Linked DNA regions of Homo sapiens: region 1 is linked to region 2. Evidence: chromatin loops called from intact Hi-C (ENCODE). Cell type or tissue: Calu3. All regions are shown on one strand. Each heading gives the region's core, and the rest is flanking DNA. Links, peaks and the distances in the headings are about the cores only.

Region 1 (9,168 bases), core at 3,106-5,605, 120 kb after region 2:
ACTTGGGTTCTGAGGGAGGAAAGAGGTTGATTTTCGAGAATGGAATAGGTCTTAGGTCAGATGCTCTTGTGGAGACCAGAGGGGTAGCATGAAGGCGTAAGGTTTTTTGAAATGAAGGCTTACAAACGTCGTATTTGGACTTATATGAAGTATTCCAAAGTTTTGCCTTGGATGAACAACTTAAAATATTAGCTTATTTTTATAAACATAACTTTTTCTTACTTTATTTATATTTACATTACTTAAGAGACCATATTCAGAGATGTTTTAGTTTAGTCCATGACATTTCCACTCCTGTCAACAACTTAAAAATCCTGTGGCACAAATTCAAACAAACATAAATAGATACTGCTTTTCAGCTGAGTACATATTTTTGAAAACTCAAAATGTACAATTGTTTCAACTAAATTAGAATAAGGTGGATTGGGAATTTAGTCACAGTTTTATAATAATAAGTCATGTGTCTAATTTAATGTATTGGGGAATTTTTTTTTCCATATTAAATTTTCTAGCATTCTTCAGTCTGGTTCTGATCAGTGTATTATTGTGGACAGGAATGGTAGTGTTTAGGAGCTTGGACCCTGGAGTGGAACTGGTTGGATTTGAATCCCATCTCTATCACTGCTGTGTGACCTCAGGCAACTTACCTAACTTTCCTGGCCCTCAGTTTTCCTACACAGAAAATGGGAATAATAAAAGTATCTGCTTCATAGGATTATTACGAGAATTCGCTAACTCAATATATGCAAATCTGTTGGACCAGTGCTTAGCACATAACAGTCAATAAAGGTTGAGTGTCAGCTTTTATTAACAGTAATAAAATTGGCTTTCTCTCCAGTCAGCTAAATTAATTAGGATTTTACTTTATTCTTCCAGTTTTATAGGAACAATACCAAACCTACCTGAGTTTTTGCGAATAACTTAGTGACAGCAATAATCAAAATAACCAGTAAAATCTAACAGCAATAGCAGAACCTACAAGAAATTATTTTCTTCTTGGGGCTGTTGACCAGTGTCATAAAGACTGTTGACCAGTCTTTATGAAGTCACATTGGATTTATCTTGTGGGTAATTTTTTCATTTGGGAACTTAATTTTGATTAACTGAAAACATTATTATTAAATATCTTTTTTATAATTGTATGCAGCATAAAAAGCACAAGTCCCTTTTCCGTGCCAAATTTTTATTTCAGCCTGATGATGATAGAGATTAAACCCTGTCAAATCCTTTTGATATCTTAGGTTTTGCTGATAATTGATATTCTACAAATGAGTGGGTAAATGACAGATTGTATTTGAAGCATATCAGACAAAAAGTAGTTATTGAATCTCTACTTGATACCCAGCATTGTACCAAAAAAAAAAAAAAAAAAAAGTAAGGCCAGGCATGGTGGCTTACACCTGTAATCCCAACACTTTGGGAGGCAGAGGTGGATGGATCATGAGGTCAGGAGTTCAAGACCAGCCTGGCCAACATGGCGAAACCCTGTCTCTACTAAAATTATAAAAATTAGCTGAGCATGGTGGCGCATGCCTGTAATCCCAGCTGCTTGGGAGGGTGAGGCAGGAGAATCACTTGAACCTGCGGGGTGGAGGTTGTGGTGAGCCAGGATCATGCTATTGCACTCCAGCCTGGGTGACGGAGCAAGACTCCGTCTCAAAAAAAAAAAAAAAATGTAATTCAGACTTTGCTACAGTCTCAATCCAAGTGATAAATGAAGACTAACCAAGGGAAAACTTTGAGAAAACACTAGTTATGAATAAGTGATTTAAGAGCTATCATAGCATTTCAGTAGAAAAAGACACCAGGAAAAAATGGAGTAAGAAAGTTGCAGTGAGGATAATTTTCTCTTATTAACTCTAGAGTGGAAAAAGAGGAAAATTTATTCCAGGGAAAAGAAAAACATGGAATTTCTTGAAAGGCAGCAAGTCCAATCAGCACATGGATAAGGAAGGATGGCAGGGAGGCTGGAGATTAATGTGCACCTTCTCAAAACAAGAGAGAAATTCTAACTCCCTAGAGACACAGAAAGTTGTTTCCTAATGCCCAGCCACCACTGCAAGTCCTTGGATTAGAATTACAAATTACATTTATTCAGCGAGACATTACATGGTTCAGCATTATTTTCCCCCCTTGGATTTACGGCTCTTCTTTCTGTCTTTTAAAAATGACATTTCCCTTCTTCTCAAGCCTTTCCTCAAGCTAAGCCTCTTGGGGGGCAGCTGCTAAGTGAACAGCTCATCCCTGCTTTATTGGTTCCTTATTAGAGTTCACTTAGTTCTTTCCATTTTTTTTCCTGTTGTTTCAGGAACAAATTTCCCTAGCCAGGAGTCTGAAGTAGTATTTCCATGAAATTTGGCTCTGTAATAGTACCCTTAATCACAGGGTAGGTGACTGATTTCTATGTGAATGATTTCTTGATAAAAAATAGTAAAGAGATCAGGCTCAGTAGTTCACAACTGTAATACCACCACTTTGGGAGGTTGAGGAGGGAGGATCACTTGAGCCCAGGAGTTCAAGACCAGTCTGGGCAACATATGAGACCCCACCTCTACAAAAAATATGAAAATTAGCTGGGCATGATGGCTTGTACCTGTAACCCCAGCTACTTGGGAGGCTGAGGTGGAAGGATCACTTGAGCCTGGGAGGTTGAAGCTACAGTGAGCTGTGATCACACCACTGCACTCCAGTCTGGGTGACAAAGCAAGACCCCATCTCAGAAAAAAAAAAAAAAAAAAAAAAGAAAAAAAAAAAAGAAAAAACCCACGAGTGAAGAATTAATAGAAATCATGTGCATCTATATAGGAACACCCTGATACTTACGGCAGTGACTTCATATTTTTCAGCAGGATGCTCCATTTAGACTTCACGAATTCAGAGATAGATACCTATGATATTTTTTAGTATTTTTTAGAATTAAATTATAAAACACCCTCACCTCACAAAAAGTGTTGCTTTCATGTTTTTTTTACATGGATGGTGACCATCTGAATGGTCAGTACTGGCCATTGGGCAACACGCAAGAGTTCCATAGAGTGTGACTGAGCTCATTGCCATGTGGTATTAAACAGTGTTCTTTAAAGATCTTAGGTTTTTGAGGATAAAGTTTTTTTTCTTCATTTAAATATTACATGTATTCAAGAATTATGGGACTTGGAATAGGGTTGTTTGGCCTGGGCCTTGCTCTCATAGTAATATTATGTTAATCTGAGATTGCAAGTATAGACAGTAACACAGCAACACACTTACAGGATTGAAAGAAATGATAGTCATGCAGCTTTAAACTTGAATTCTACATGAGAGATCACATGGTCTACAGACTATTTTTAAAATAAATATGAGTTAAGTTGTATTATAGGACATCGATATCTATATATGTAGAACCTATACGATATAATTAAGTCTATAGGCTGGGTGCAGTGGCTCACCTAGCAGTTTGGAAGGCTGAGGCAGACAGATCACTTGAAGTCAGGAGTTCAAGACCAGACTGGCAAACATGGTGAAACCCCATCTCTACTAAAAATATAAAAATTAGTTGAATATGGTGGCACATGCCTGTAGTCCCAGCAACTCGAGAGGCTGAGACAGGAGAATCTCTTTAACCCAGAAGGTGGAGGTTGCAGTGAGCCGAGATCGCATCACTGCACTGCAGCCTGGGTGACAGAGCAAGACTCCATCTCAAAAAAAAAAAAAAAAAAAAAGTCTTATGAGTCAAATATTGCTATCATGGAGACCATATTTGCTATGTCACTTTACAGTTCGTTCAGAATTCTAAAAATGTATCCTACCATAAATGTGCATATTTTGCATCAGTGGAAAATACTTTACTTGCTATAGTTATACTTGGTGTGGTCACATAAATAAATCATTGAAAGTTCAGTATAATAAAATGCATTATTTATTAAGTAAGCATTTAAAATATGGCTTTTTTTTTTTACTTTTGTTTTTAACATACAAAAAACCTCAAATAATGGAATTGGTTTTGAACTTTTATTGATCCTGACTGCACCAATGTGGCTGGTTGTTTTGTACTCAAAAGTTTGTTTGCTTCCTGCTTAGGGTGACCCTGGACTGCCTGGGAACCCTGGCTACCCTGGACAACCTGGTCAAGATGGTAAGCCTGTGAGTACTGAAAGCTTAGTCATCTCCGGTATATCTGGGATTACAGTGTCAAAGTAAAAGTTTTGCTGAGCAAATCTAAACAGACAAGGAAAGCTTTATTCATGACTGCTGCCATAGGAAGGAGAGACTGAACTCAACTCTGTTGGAACGAAAGGAGCTAGGGTGTGTGAGCACTAGGACAAGTTAATGGAAAAGTAGTAGAGGACTTTAGATGGGAGGTTGATCAGTATAGGCTTAAGCACATTGAGTTATTCCACAGTTTGCAAATGTTTTCCTCTGTGATCAGGCCATCTCCCTTTACTAATTGGTGCTCATCAAAGTTAGGTACACACCCTCCCTCACAGACTGGAAGATAGTGGGGACACTATCTTCCTTGATGATTACATTTCAAAGGGGTGGCTCTCAGGTCCTTGAGAAAGACATTTCTGGGTTATAAAATTGACAAGTAGCTTTTTAGAGTATTTACATTTCAGAGGAGCAGAGAAGGAATTTACAATTTTAAGTCCTCTAAAGCAAATGCTCTAAGGAAAAGGGAGGTCAGGGATCCACAGTCAGGAAGAAAGCTGCCTAAGTTTAGTCAAGTTGAAGAGAATGTTAAGGCCAGCTTGGGAAGAGAGTTAGTGTTCTAGTCAGCTTTTAGTTATCTTACTTCAAAATTGCATACATCTTTGCTGCAAAGAAAATATTGTCCAGTGAGTTCTCAGTATCATGAAGGGCTGGTTTTAGAAATTCTATTGTCTTTTCTCTGCACATCTGTGGAAGCTTTCAAATTAAAAACACTTTTAAAGGTAATGTTATTTTCCTAATAATGTATACACTGGGATATATTTATAGTCTGACTAAAAAATACAATATCCTCTAAGGCTCAAGGAAACTTAGAGATGTAAAGGGAACATAAATCAACTTTAAAGCACTTTAGGCAAATATTTACAGTTAAGTCACTATCAGCATGTTTATAAGAGTAAACACGAAGAATTAGCTTTTGGCTGGGCATGGTGGCTCACGCCTATAATCCCAGCAATTCACAAGGCTTAGGTGGGTGGATCACTTGAGACCAGCAGTTTGAGACCAGCCTGGCCAACTTGGTGAAACCCCATCTCTATTAAAAAAAAGAAATACAAAAATTAGCTGGGTGTGGTGGCACACACCTATAATCCCAGCTACTTAAGAGGCTGAGGCACAAGAATCACTTGAACACGAGAGGCGGAGGCTGCATGAGCTGAGATCATGCCAGCCTGGGTGACAGCACAAAAGTCTGTCTCAAAATAAAATGAAAAGGAATTAGCTTTTGAATGTTTGAATGTCAAATTATAATTGTCACCAAAATGAAGCATTTCCTGAGATTTTCTTTATCATGAGGCATTAATTCTTACCACGAAAGAGTGGGAATGTTTACATTGTGAATCAAAATTGTTCGAGGAATGAAAGAACCATAGATATAATGTGAAATCATCAATACCTTAACCATGAGGATGAAAGAGTTGCTTAAGTTCCTGAGAGAGATTTCCTAAGAAATTAAAAAACAAGAAATAAAACAAACAAACAAAAAAAACCACAACTAGCCAGATTTTGAAGAAGTAGTAATGTGCTGAGGCTTTTTATACTAGGGAAATGTGCTGCATGGGAAGAGGATGGATAAACAGGTAAACCTCTCTAGAGAAAGATTATCCAAAAAGGGAGGTTAATTATCCTTAGCAAACTAACACAGAAAATGAGATATTGCATCTTCTCACTTATCACTGGGAGCTAAATCATGAAAACATATGGACGCATAGAGGAGAACAACACACACTGGAGCTTATTGGAAGGTGGAAGGTGGGAGGGGGGAGAGGGTCAGGAATAATAACTAATGGGTACTAGGCTTAATACCTGGGTGATGAAATTATCTGTGCAACAAATCCCCATGACACAAGTTTACCTATGTAACAAACCTGCACATGTACCCCTGAACTCAAAAAAGAAAAAAGAAAGCAAACTTGGGGAAATTTTTTTTTTCTTAAAAAGTAGGGAGGCTGAAGGGGTAAACAAAAGTGGTAGCCACCTGGAAATGCAGAGAGCTAAGGTGATGTTGTGTGGTTGTTGGGGCAGCATTTTTTCAGCTGACACACAGGGATTCAGAGTGTGAGGGCAATCTACTTAGGGACTTTGAGAAAGACAGTGATTTGATCTGTTTTATGATTTAGAAGGATAAATATAAATGCTATTTGGAGAGTAGATTATATGGGGGCAAGAGTAGAAGAAAGGAGACTATGCAGGAGGTTGTTTCATGATTGTGAGTGGTAAGAGTAGTTTGTACTAGGGTGATACGGTGGGAGAATGGAGAAGTAGTCAGATTCTGGGTTATTCTTAATGGAAAGCTGACTAGAATTGCTAGCAAATTTAGATATAGGATATGAAAGGAAGAGAGGAATCAAAGAAGAATCAAAGGAGTATAGCTTGAGCAACTGGGTGAATTGTGGTGCCATTTACTGTACTGGGCAAGACTGGGGGAGACAGAAGTTTTATAGACATGTCTTAGTCCATTTTCTGTTGCATAACAGAATGCCACAGACTAAGTAATTTATAAAGAAAGGTTTATTTGGCTCATGATTCTGCAGGCTGGGAAGTCCAAGAGCATGACACTAGTATTTGGCAAGGTCTTGGCAGAAATTATCACAAGATGAGAGTGTGAGTGAGAGGTAGTGGAGTGGGAGTGAGCAGGAGAACAAGGGGGTCAGTCATCCTTTTTATCAAGAATTCACTCCCTTGGTAACTAACCCACTCCCACAATAAGTGTCTCCATGACCTAACTACCTCTTAAAGCCCCACATATTATTACTGTTACAATAGTAATTAAATCTCAATGTGAATTTTCAAGGGGGCAAGCATCCAAACCATAGCAGGGGGGAATTGGGACTATATTTTTGGACAGGTTGGAGGTGGCCAGTTGGGACTTATTTTCATGCAGATGTATGCAAAACCATGAGAGTGGATGAGATCACTTAGGAAGTGAATACAAATAAATAGAGAAGAGAAGGTGGCAGGGGACTGACCACAGGGCTCTCTTACAGGTGAAAAAGAGAAAGTGGGTCCAGCCCAGGAATTTGGGAAGGACTTATCGGTGAGATGGGAGGAAAACCAGGGAAGTGTCATCCTATTAGGTGTGTTATTGTTGTCAAGAGATCCAGAAGAATGAAGCCTAGACTAGACCATGGATTTGCTACACAGGAGTATTTGAGGACCTTGATGAGTAGGATTTCAGGGAGGGTAGTACAAACAACAGATTGAAATGAATTAAGCACAGAGAGGGAGATAAGAAAAATGGTGAAAGTGAATGTAGATTTTTTTTTTTTCTGAGAGATATAAAAGGAAGCAGAGACCCAGAGCAGTAGAATTGGGGCAATGTTTTAAAGTCAGGGTTTTTAAAAAATGGGAGATATTGTAGCATGTTTTTATAATGATGAAAATGAGGCAAAAGAAAAAAATGAAAGTTTGGAAGATAGGGGATATTTTCAGGAGGAAAATCCATAGGCAGGTTGGAGGGCGTTGATTCTAGTTAGAAAAGTAGAGCTTGGCCTGGATGGAGAGTGTGGGCAATTAAATCTTTATATGAGACAGAAGTCAAGCTGATAGCACTGAAATAGCTAAGTAGGCTATTTTGGGGGAATTTAATTGAGGGAATTATCATAAGACAGCTTCTATTTGAATGAAATTGAATTGAAGGAATAGACTCCAAACCTAACCTCTCCTCTTTTGTATTTATCTTCGACCCCCATTATATGCCAACATTTGCCTTATAATTTCCCTTATAACCCATTCCTTTCTCACTTTTACTTAAGATGTCATATGACTTTATTGCATTTCCTCACTGCAATTCTTTAATCTCACTGAAGATACTTCCCTGAGGTCCTATGTGAGTTTCGCCCTAATTACACTGGGTGAGCTGAGTTTTATAAATGTGAGCCTCCTTAGCCTGCAGACCCCTTTCCTGGGACCTACTTTTTCTGTGACTGGCAGCTGAAGTGCTGTACTGACTCCAGAGCCAATGCAGTTCACACACTGATGTCATCTGCTCATGCCTAATAATGACACAGAGCTCCCAGATGGCACTGCTAAATTATTTAGGTCTTCTTTTTAGTGATAAAAAAATCCTGGGTAATGTTTGGAAGTGAGTGCTGAGCAGGCCTTCCACAGGCTATCAGCCCTTGGTTTTCTTTGTTTAAAAAAAAAAATCTTCCCATGCATGAAGCACTGGAGGTGAATTATTGTTAGCCTGATATAATACTCATGGATATTACTCTATGACTCTGACTAAGTTATAATAGAATTATTTATTGCCTCATCTCATTTAGTACATGTATGTGTTTTGGTGTCTGTGTGTATGATTTTATATATAGATAACTATGGTAGTATCTGATAGTAGTCTCAAAGAAAAACACAACTGTGGTAGGAAGAATAATGGTCCCTCAAAGATGTCCACATCCTAATCTTTAAGACCTGTAAATGTGTTACTTTACATGCAAAAGGAACTTTGCAGATATCATTAATTTAATGATCTTGAGATGGGAGATTGGCCTGGATTATCTGGGCAGCCAGATATAAACACAAAAGTCTTTATAAAAGGGAGGCAGGAGTGTCAGAGTCAGAGAAAGAGAGTCTGTGATGGAAGCAGAGAGCACAGTGAGGTAATCGTGAGCCCAGGAACAATGGCAGCCTCTAGAAGCTGGAAAAGGGAAGCTCCCCTAGAGCCTCCAGAAAGAATGCAGTCTGGCTGGTACCTTAATTTATCTAAGATTCCTTTCAGACTTCTGACCACTGAAACTGTAAGGTAGTGAATTGGTGTTGTTTTAAGCTGCTGTGTTTGGGGTAATTTGTTATAGCAGCAGTAGGAAACTGATACATCAGCCCAAATCCTGTCTTCCCAAAGGTATGACTTTTTCTTAAATATCCAGCCCCTCCCCGCAGTGTCTCCCTACTTCCCCCATATTTCTTTTCCTCTGTAGGGAATGTGACGTTGGGTGGTCAGGCAGGAAGAACAAGCAAGCCTGGGAGCCAAAACAGCTGAGG
Region 2 (9,168 bases), core at 2,474-4,973:
GTTAACTTGGTGTATTTTAAGTATGCTTTTGTTCCGTGCCTAAATTTATTTGTTAAGTTTGGAGATGGCTTTGTGCTGAATATTTATTCTTTTCCTTTTTTCTCTTAACCTTTATGATGAGATTTTTTTTCTACATGGTTAAATATTTGTCAAAAAACCATTTTAATGACTATATATTATTCTAATACATTTATTTATAATAATTTTTTGGCCACAGTTCCTTGTTGGACATTTTTTTTTTGCTTTTACAAATAATGCTACACTGAGAACCTTGCACATAAATCTTTATGCAAGTCTTGATTCCCTTAAGATAGATAGTTAAAAGTGGAATTACTGGGTTAAAGTGTCCTTACTTCAGAAAGTCTTTTTATACAGATTGCTAAGTTACTTAAAATTTTTTTGAATGTATTTATTGTGTTAGACTGTATTTTGCATACATATTTCTATAACATCTCATTATTGTAATAGAAGTTCCTTCAATGTTTCTTTAAATATGAAGGATTACTTCAAATAAGTACATCTATGCTGAGAAGGCCATTAAAACTTAATAGTAATTCAGGAGACTATTGACACAATTTTTACAAACAGGAGTTTATTAACTCAAGTGGCCATACAATAGGTTTGAATGTGATTTTCAGTAGTGGGGAATCTTACATACTGGATAAGAAATGATTGTTCTTGTTGGGGGACAAATCTATCATCCAGGTAAAGTGTGTGTAGATAATATGTGTCTTTGCAAGATGATTACAATTGACTTATACATTTCTTGGGAAGCTTTTCTATATTGAAAATTGTGTAAGACAAAGGTGTCTGGATTTGATTTATTTAATAAAACCCTCAAACAATGCATCTGGCAGAAGTTTTCAGGCTGTGCAATGTTCTGCATGCTGTTCTGACCACAGAGGAGCTTTCCCATGGTAAACATATGATAGACAAACTTTGAATTATTTATATGGTGTATCTGGCATCCAGGCCTCTTCATCTGACTGAACATATTTCATAATAATAGAACAATAGTATGTGTGGCTCTAGTCCTTGTACCTTTGTCTGTAATTTTAGTTTTTTTCTGGGAATATTTGCTATAAAATTATTTTTTGTTATTATGAAAAAACCATGCGTATGAGAAAAAACAAAATCTTAATGTACAAGAAGAAATTTACTACCATTCCTCAACAGGAACAAATTTCTTGTTTACCTTCTCCAGCTTAAAATTTCCCATTTTTAAAATTCTTTAGAATTCTATTGAAATCCTCATGATACCTACAACTGTAACAAAATTTTGATGGTAATTAATAGAAAGGCTTCCTAAGGTGATTTTCTAGTCTAGAAATACAGACTTTTGTGTATGACCCCAACCAATAGTTGCTTATTTGACATACCTGAAATTTGAAGGCACCAGTGCTTTTAATATTTCTCCAAAAATATTTCGAATGAAAACTTACCACATAGAAAATAGCAATTCTAAAAAACCCACTCTTGACACATCGTCTCACAGCAAAGTTTATTTGGTATTGACAAAAATTTCCTAAGTTTTTCTGGAATTCACTGTTTCTCCTTTTCAAGCTTCTTAGAATGTATTTTTCTATATCTTTCTTATGACACAACTTCTTCTTGTGGTGATGAGTTATTTAATTATAGGCTTTATCTCTTGTGACCAGATGCCATCTAATATATGCCTGTACTCAGTCTTCTACCTAGTCGATGCTCAATTAATACAAGGATCAGGTATTTCTATTATTTCTTAATTTTTCAAACTGAGATCTAGAGGCAACCACTCAAATCACAGGCCATGGAAGTGATGCTTCAGATTAGCAGCACAAAGCTAATGGGGATAAAGAAAGAGACAGACAAATCCATACTGTAATGGTGAAACATTCATCCACTATGCAAGGAGGAGGAATATCAGCAGAATTTGATATTTTACTTTGTAGGTAAGTAAAATTATAAAATTCTGGAAGTATTCTTGGCATCTAAATCTCATGGAACATTTTCTGCTTGTTGAGGTTGATGATAATGATAATAGTGGTGGTTGGGGTGATGCCCACTGTTACCTTTTTGCTTTTCCTCATTGCCATGCTAACTATATGTAAAAAGGACGAAACATGTTCTTAGTACCCTCTTGCAGTTTTTACTATTTATGACTTAAATGTGAAATGGCATTGTAAACTCTAACTTTATAACTGTTATTTGATATTATCATAGTTCATTGAAAGGCAATGATCTTCAAAGACATATGAAAGCTCTCATTTTCTTTTATTCTGTCAGCCCAAACATGCTAGGCTGTGGTCCTGTTTCTGATGTCTTTCCAATTAGGAATTAGGAATAGGAATACTTGGGATATGAAAGCTGGAGGGAAGACAGGGGTTTGAGATGTTGAGCTGTGAGGATCATAGGAAAGTGTGGTGTAGTAGGATGGACACTGGCTTTATAGTCAGGCAGATTTGGGTAAATTACTTTTTTTATCTTTATTTTTTGAGACCGGGTCTCTGTCTGTCGCCCAGGCTGGAGTGCAGTGGCACAGTCATGGCCCACTGCAGGCTTAACCTCTCAGGCTCCAGTGATCCTCCTACCTCAGCCCCTCTAGTATGTGCCGCCACACCCAGCTATTTTGCGTGTGTGTGTTTATTTTTTGTAGAGATGAGGTTTCACCATGTTGCCCAGGGTGGTCTTGAACTCCTGGCTCAATAATCCACCCACATTGACCTCCCAAAGTGTTAGGATTATAGTCGTGAGCCACTGTGCCCAGCCAGGGTGAATTGTTTCGACCCTATAAGGCTCAGTTTCCTGATCTGTAAAGTGATGAGAATAAATCTCTTTCATACAAAAGATTGTGTGCTACATTCCTGGCCTGGTCAAGAAGTATGCAAGCCACAAGTGTTTCCATCTTTCTTCCTTTCTTATATGCTCAGAGTCCTTGATTGGGCTTTTCTGGTAGCGCTTTACTCACCATAAAGACAGGTGAGCCCCTCAAGGGTAGGAATAGTGTCTTGTTCACTTTTCATCTCCAGCGGGCCAGGTCAGTGCTTGGCTGAGAGTGGAGGCTCCATGAGTGATAGTTACACTGAGCTGCATTCAGTTGTGCAAAGAATCCATAATAATATCAGGAATTTGGAGAAGCGTTGAAAAACTTGGAAGGAAGCAGAATCGAGCAATAAAAGCCTGGTCCTGTGCCATCTATCCAAACTTATTTCTTGATAGTTCAGGACTTAGTCAATACTTGTTGAAGGAATGATATTAGCAAGAATATTTGTAAAGGAATCCCACAGGAAAAGCTTGTGGAACTGAAATTAGGTGTCCTAGATGAGTCCTTGGTATGAACTGAACACAATAAATATTCATTGAATCAATGAAAAAAATGATTAAATAAATAGGAGATGTACAACTTGTGGATTGTAGGTAAGTAAAACATTATTTGGAAGGTAACGTATGTAGTGAAAGATGGTAGCTTTTTGTGTTCTGTGTGTGTCTGTATGTGTGTATTTACCACAGTGAGGAAGAGGAGGGTAAAGGAGGGGAGGAAGTGCATTCAGATGAGTCACTGAGGGACTAGGTGATTTATCAGGCTTAACTTCCTTGCATTGCTATTAAACATTAACCTAGATTACTGAAGGAGGTTGGTAGTCTTACAGATAAAGGGAAAGTTATCATCTGAATCACATAGTCAAGATGCAAAGCTATCTGACACTGGTAGTCAGAAGAAGAGATGGCATCTCAGTGTTCTCACTAGTGTATCTTTCTGGTTCAAAGCTGACAGACAATGTTGTTAATCAACATTCACAAAGACTCATTTAAGCACCTCACTTGATTTTTTAAGTGATTAAATGAATGCAGCTTTTATTTTGCACCTGAGATTTCTGAGTCACCCTTAAGTATTTCCAGAATTTTTCCTGCACAATCCTTGAGTTATCAAATCTGACAATTGGAATGGAATGGGCCTCATGAGAGCTGCATTGGAAAGGAGAGGCTGCTGCTTGATTGCCAAGAGAAAGACATTCTGGCCCCTGCTGTTGCTATCAGCAATTCCAGGAACTACAGGAGTCCCAGGCAAAGATGCCTAGCAGCCAACTTCACCACAAACTGTATTAGTCAGTTCTCACATTGCTGTAAATAAATACCTGAGACTGGATAATTTATAAATAAAATATTTAATTGGCTCACAGTTCCACAGGCTGTACAGGAAAAATTATGCTGGCATCTGATTGGCTTCTGGGGAGGCCTCAGAAAACTTACAATCATGGCAGAAGACAAAGGGGGAGCAAGGTGTCAAATATGGCAGGTGCAGCAAGAACAAGAGTGAGGTGGGAGGTGCTAACACTTTTAAACACCCAGATCTCATGAGAACTCACTCACTATAAGGAGATCAGCACCAAGAGGATGGTGCTAAACCATTCATGAGAAACATCTCTGTGATCCAATTACCTCCCACCAGGCCCTACCTCCAACATTGGGGGTTACAATTCAACATGAGCTTTGGGTGGGGACACAGATCCAAACATATCACAAGCCATTGAATCTATCTCAGCCTCATTCTACCCTCACTAATCCCTAGCTCAGCCTAAGCAACTTCATTCTCATGCATGAGCATAATTTATCTAAGGACAAGGAAATTAGAGTATTTCATTACTCTTTCAAGAAGGAAGGTGTTTAGAGAGATGAAGATATTTGCATATTTAGTGGGGTGTTTAATGAGGTATGTGGAGGTTCCAACACAGGTTCAATCATTCACCACCAATCGGTGTGACATGGGGAAATTGCTGCCATGAGCCTCATTTTCTTCATCTGATTGTGACCATGATCTGTTCAGCCAAAGAGTTGTTCTAGAGATCAGTGAAAACAGATGTGAAAGAGCTTTGTAAAATATACCATGCTGCATGAATGCACAAATATGCTTATTTTATAAAGTGCATATCTGAAGGAAAGGAAAAAAGGGAATGGGAAGAAAGAAGTGTCTTGGGCCATATGAAGACTTTAGCTCATTTGGGGAATGGTGGGGTATGCAGTGTTTATAGGCCCCTCCACAGGCCACACAGAATGAGAGAATGAGAGGACAAAGAATGAAGCGCTTATACAAAAGAGCTTTTTTTCTCTCCTCTTCAACCCCCTACTGTCAAACCTTTTGCTCCCTTCTGGCTTGTACACAGGGATGTGTCAGCTGGAATGCTTTTGGAGATCATTAAGTGTAACCCCCAGGCAGTTATCTCACAGTTGTTTAAACATCCCACCATTTATTTTAGCCTATTCACATAAACTGAATAAAGCGGGTCTAATGCTCCAGGGTGTGGATAATGGTGGTAAGAATTCTTATGGGAAAGGAAAGATGAGCGTTTCTGGCACTTGTTTACTTCTGTGTTTGCCAGAGAGAAAATATACAGAAACAATTCCAATCTAAGTGGCACAAAATATCCAAAGTTGTTTTGAAATAAAGACCAGATTTGCAGGAAAAAACTTGCCACTTTGAACAATATCATTATTTTATGCTTCAGCAAATGAAAGATGTTCCAGGAGTCTTTAATGTTGACCAAAATTATATAAAAACATATGAGAATTAACAAATTATGATTTAAGTAGGATTCCCATGCATTTGTGTAATTAGTACAAATACTGTTCCTTTGTCAGAAATATACATGTTAAGTCTGTATCTTAATAACCACCTTTCTGTCTCACTTGAATTCACCAACTATTACTAACATTTTTATGGTTCACATGCTTATCTGTAATTTATTTAGTATTTGCAAATTTCACTGAGAATGTTTAATATCTGAATGACTTACCCAAAATGTGATTTAAAATATGTGGATTTCTAAGATCAAGGAGTTAAGGACATTTAAAAAATCTGCTACACAGTTGTAAAATATCTACAAGAATTGGTATATTTTTATAAATTATGGTGCCACTCTTAACAGGAATGACTATTTAGTGTATTTGGTAGTTATTATGCATACATAGTAGTGCTAATGAAAATACCTCTTGATTAAATGACAATACCTGCTAGAGTGATGTATGCTAGCTGCAGTAACAAACAAGTCTCCAAATGTATAATGGTTCAAGTATTAAAGAATTTAATTTCTCACATAAAGATCAAAACACCACATATTCTCACTCATAGGTGGGAATTGAGCAATGAGAAAACCTGGACACAGGAAGGGGAACATCGCACACCGGGGCCTGTCGTGGGTTGAGGGGAGTGGGGAGGGATAGCATTAGGAGATATACCTAATGTAAATGACGAGTTAATGGGTGCAGCCCACCAACATGGCACATGTATACATATGAAATAAACCTGCACATTGTGCACATGTACCCTAGAACTTAAAGTATAAAACAAAACAAAACAAAAAAACAAAACTTACTGAACAACCGGCTGGGTGTGATGGCTCACACCTGTAATCCCAGCACTTTGGGAGGTCGAGGCGGGCGGATCATGAGGTCAGGAGATTGAGACCATCCTGGCTAACACTGTGAAAACCCATCTCTACTAAAAATAAAAATAAAAATAAAAATAAATTAGCCAGGCGTGGCGGCATGCGCCTGTAGTCCCAGCTACTCGGGAGGCTGAGGCAGTAGAATGGCGTGAACCCGGGAGGCAGAGCTTGCAGTGAGCTGGACCGCGTCACTGCACTCCAGCCTGGGCGACAGAGCGAGACTCTGTCTCAAAAAAAAAACAAAAAAAACAAAAAAAACACAACTCACTGAACAACCAGAATTAGCAAATAAAGTAGAGATGATTTGGATACTTGATGGCAGTTCTGTTTATAAGGAAGCCGTGAATCACCCAGGCCATCTTAAACTATTTGTGACAAGGATCATGCAGGACTTTTGAAAGTGACACGTGTTTTCCAGAAATTGATTTTGAGAAATATAAACTTCTGCCAGAATACCCTGGCGTTCTCTCTGATGTCCAGGAGGAGAAAGGCATTAAGTACAAATTTGAAGTATATAAGAAGAATGATTAATATGAAGGTGTTTTCTGGTTTATTTTAAGTTGTTCCCCCTCTCTCTGAAAAAAGTATGTATTTTTACATTAGAAAGAAAGACTTTTGTTGACTTTAAAAAAAAAAGATCAAAACAGGAAACCTTTTTAAAAATTATTTCAACTTTTATTTGAGATGCAGGGGTACATGTCCAGGTTTGTTGCAGGGGTATATTGAAGCTCTATTGCATGATGCTGAGGTTTGGGGTATGATTGAACCTATCACCCAAGTACTGAGTATAGTACCCAATAGACAGTTTTTCAACCCGTACTCATGTTCCTCCTTCTCCCCTCTGGTAATCCACAGTGTCTATTGTCCCCATCTTTACCATGTGTACACAATGTTTGGCTCCCACTTATACGTGAGAACATGTGGTATTTAGCATTCTGTTCCTGTGTTAATTTGCCTCTGATTTTGGTCTCTAGCTGCCTCCATGTTGCTGGAAAGGACATTTCACTCTTTTTTATGGCTGCATAGGATTCTGTGGTGTGTATATACCACATTTGATTCATCCAATTCACTGTTAATGGGCACTAGATTGATTCCATGTCTTTGCTATTGTGAATAGTGCAGGGATGAACATACACATACATGTATATTTTTGGTAGAATGATTTATTTTTCTTTCTTCATGTACCCAATAATGAGATTGCTGGGTCAAATGGTAGCTCTGTTTTAAATTCTTTGACAAATCTCCAAACTCCTTTCTACAGTCGCTGAAGTCATTTGTATTCCCACCAACAGTGTATAAGCATGCCCTTTTCCCATAGCATTGCCAGAATCTGTCATTTTTTGACTTTTTAATAATAGCCATTCTGACTGGTGTGAGATGGTATCTATCTCACTGTAGTTTAGATTTGCATTTCTCTGATGATTAGTGATGTTGAGCATCTTTTTTTCATATGGTTCTTGGCTGCTTATACAATTTCATCATTGGAGAAGTATCTGTTCATGTCTTTTATCCATTTTTAACGGGATTATTTGTTTTTTTCCTTGTTGATTTGTTTTAGATCCTTATAAATTCCGGATATTAGACCTTTGTCAGATGCACAGTTTGTGAATATTTTCTCCCCGTTTGTAGGTTGTTTGTTTATTCTATTGATCATTTATTTTGCTGTGCAGAAGCTCTTTAATTTAATTAGGTCCCAGTTGTCAATTTTTGTTTGTGTTACAATTGCTTTTGGGGACTTAGCCAAAAATTCTTTGTCAAGGGCAATGTAGAGAAGGGTATCTCCTGTTTTCTTCTAGGATTTTTATAGTTTGAGGTCTTATATTTAAATCTTTAATCTATCTTGGGTTAATTTTCATATATGATGAAAGGCAGGGGTCCAGTTTCAGTCTTCTGCATATGGCTAGTCAGTTATCTGAGCACCATTTACTGAATAGGGAGTCCTTTCCTAATTGCTTGTTTTTTGTCAGCTTAGACAAAGATCAGATGGTTGCAGTGTGGGACTTTATTTCTGGGTTCTCTATTCTGTTCCATTTGTCTAAGTGACTGTTTTTGTGCCAGTACCATACTGTTTTGGTTACTGTAGCTTTATGGTATTGTTTTAAGTCAAGTGCTGTGATGCCTCTAGATTTATTCTCTTTGCTTAGGATTGCTTTGGCTCTTTGGGCTTTTTTTTTGGTTCCATATGAATTTTAGAATAGTTTTTTCTAATTCTGTGAAAAATGACATAGATAGGAATAGCATTAAATTTATGATTTGCTTTGGACAGTATGGCCATTTTAATAATACTGATTTTTTAATCCATAGGCATGGAATATTTTTCCATTTTTTTGTTTCATCTCTGATTTCCTTCAGCAGTATTTTGTAGTTCTCCTTGTAGAGATCTGTCACCCCTATTGTTAACTGTATTCCTAGGTATTTCATTTTTCTTTTTTGTGTGTAGCTATTGTAAATGATGTTGTTCTCTTGGTTTTACTCTTAGCTTAAATGTAATTGGTGTATAGAAATGCTACTGAAATTTACATTGATTTTATGTCTTGAAACTTTTTTGAAGTCATTTGTCAGTTCTAGGCCTTTTGGCAAAGTCTTTAGAGTTTTCTATGTACAGAATCATATCATCAGCAAAGAGAGATAGTTTCATTTCTTCTTTTCCTATTTGGATGCCTTTTATTTCTTTCTATTGCCTTATTGCTCTAGTTAGGACTTCCAGTACTATGTTGAATAGGAGTGGTGAGAGTAGGCATTCTTG

What was found. A loop is a pair of places that touch in the nucleus more often than their neighbours do. Peaks named below come from ENCODE experiments on the same cell type or tissue, not always from the same donor. Only the 100,000 strongest peaks of a DNase experiment are listed, where the experiment ranks them.
Region 1: it touches region 2 in a loop (2.8-fold over the local background); 2 of 110 quality-filtered maps call a loop at or near these places.

The regions. Positions count from the first base shown.
Region 1 is chr6:56,151,841-56,161,008 of GRCh38, reverse strand. COL21A1 (collagen type XXI alpha 1 chain) reads left to right here. Exons shown (of 30, transcript NM_030820.4): 10 at 4,060-4,122. Among named protein-coding and RNA genes, the nearest start is that of COL21A1, 91 kb to the left of the region's middle. In Calu3, for the core only: no CTCF peak of the experiment used is centred there; a DNase peak (open chromatin) is centred at 4,098.
Region 2 is chr6:56,274,311-56,283,478 of GRCh38, reverse strand. It overlaps a transcript of COL21A1 not described here and the pseudogene DHFRP6. Among named protein-coding and RNA genes, the nearest start is that of COL21A1, 31 kb to the right of the region's middle. RefSeq lists enhancers at 3,724-4,225, 4,947-5,454. In Calu3, for the core only: no CTCF peak of the experiment used is centred there; DNase peaks (open chromatin) are centred at 3,558 and 4,008.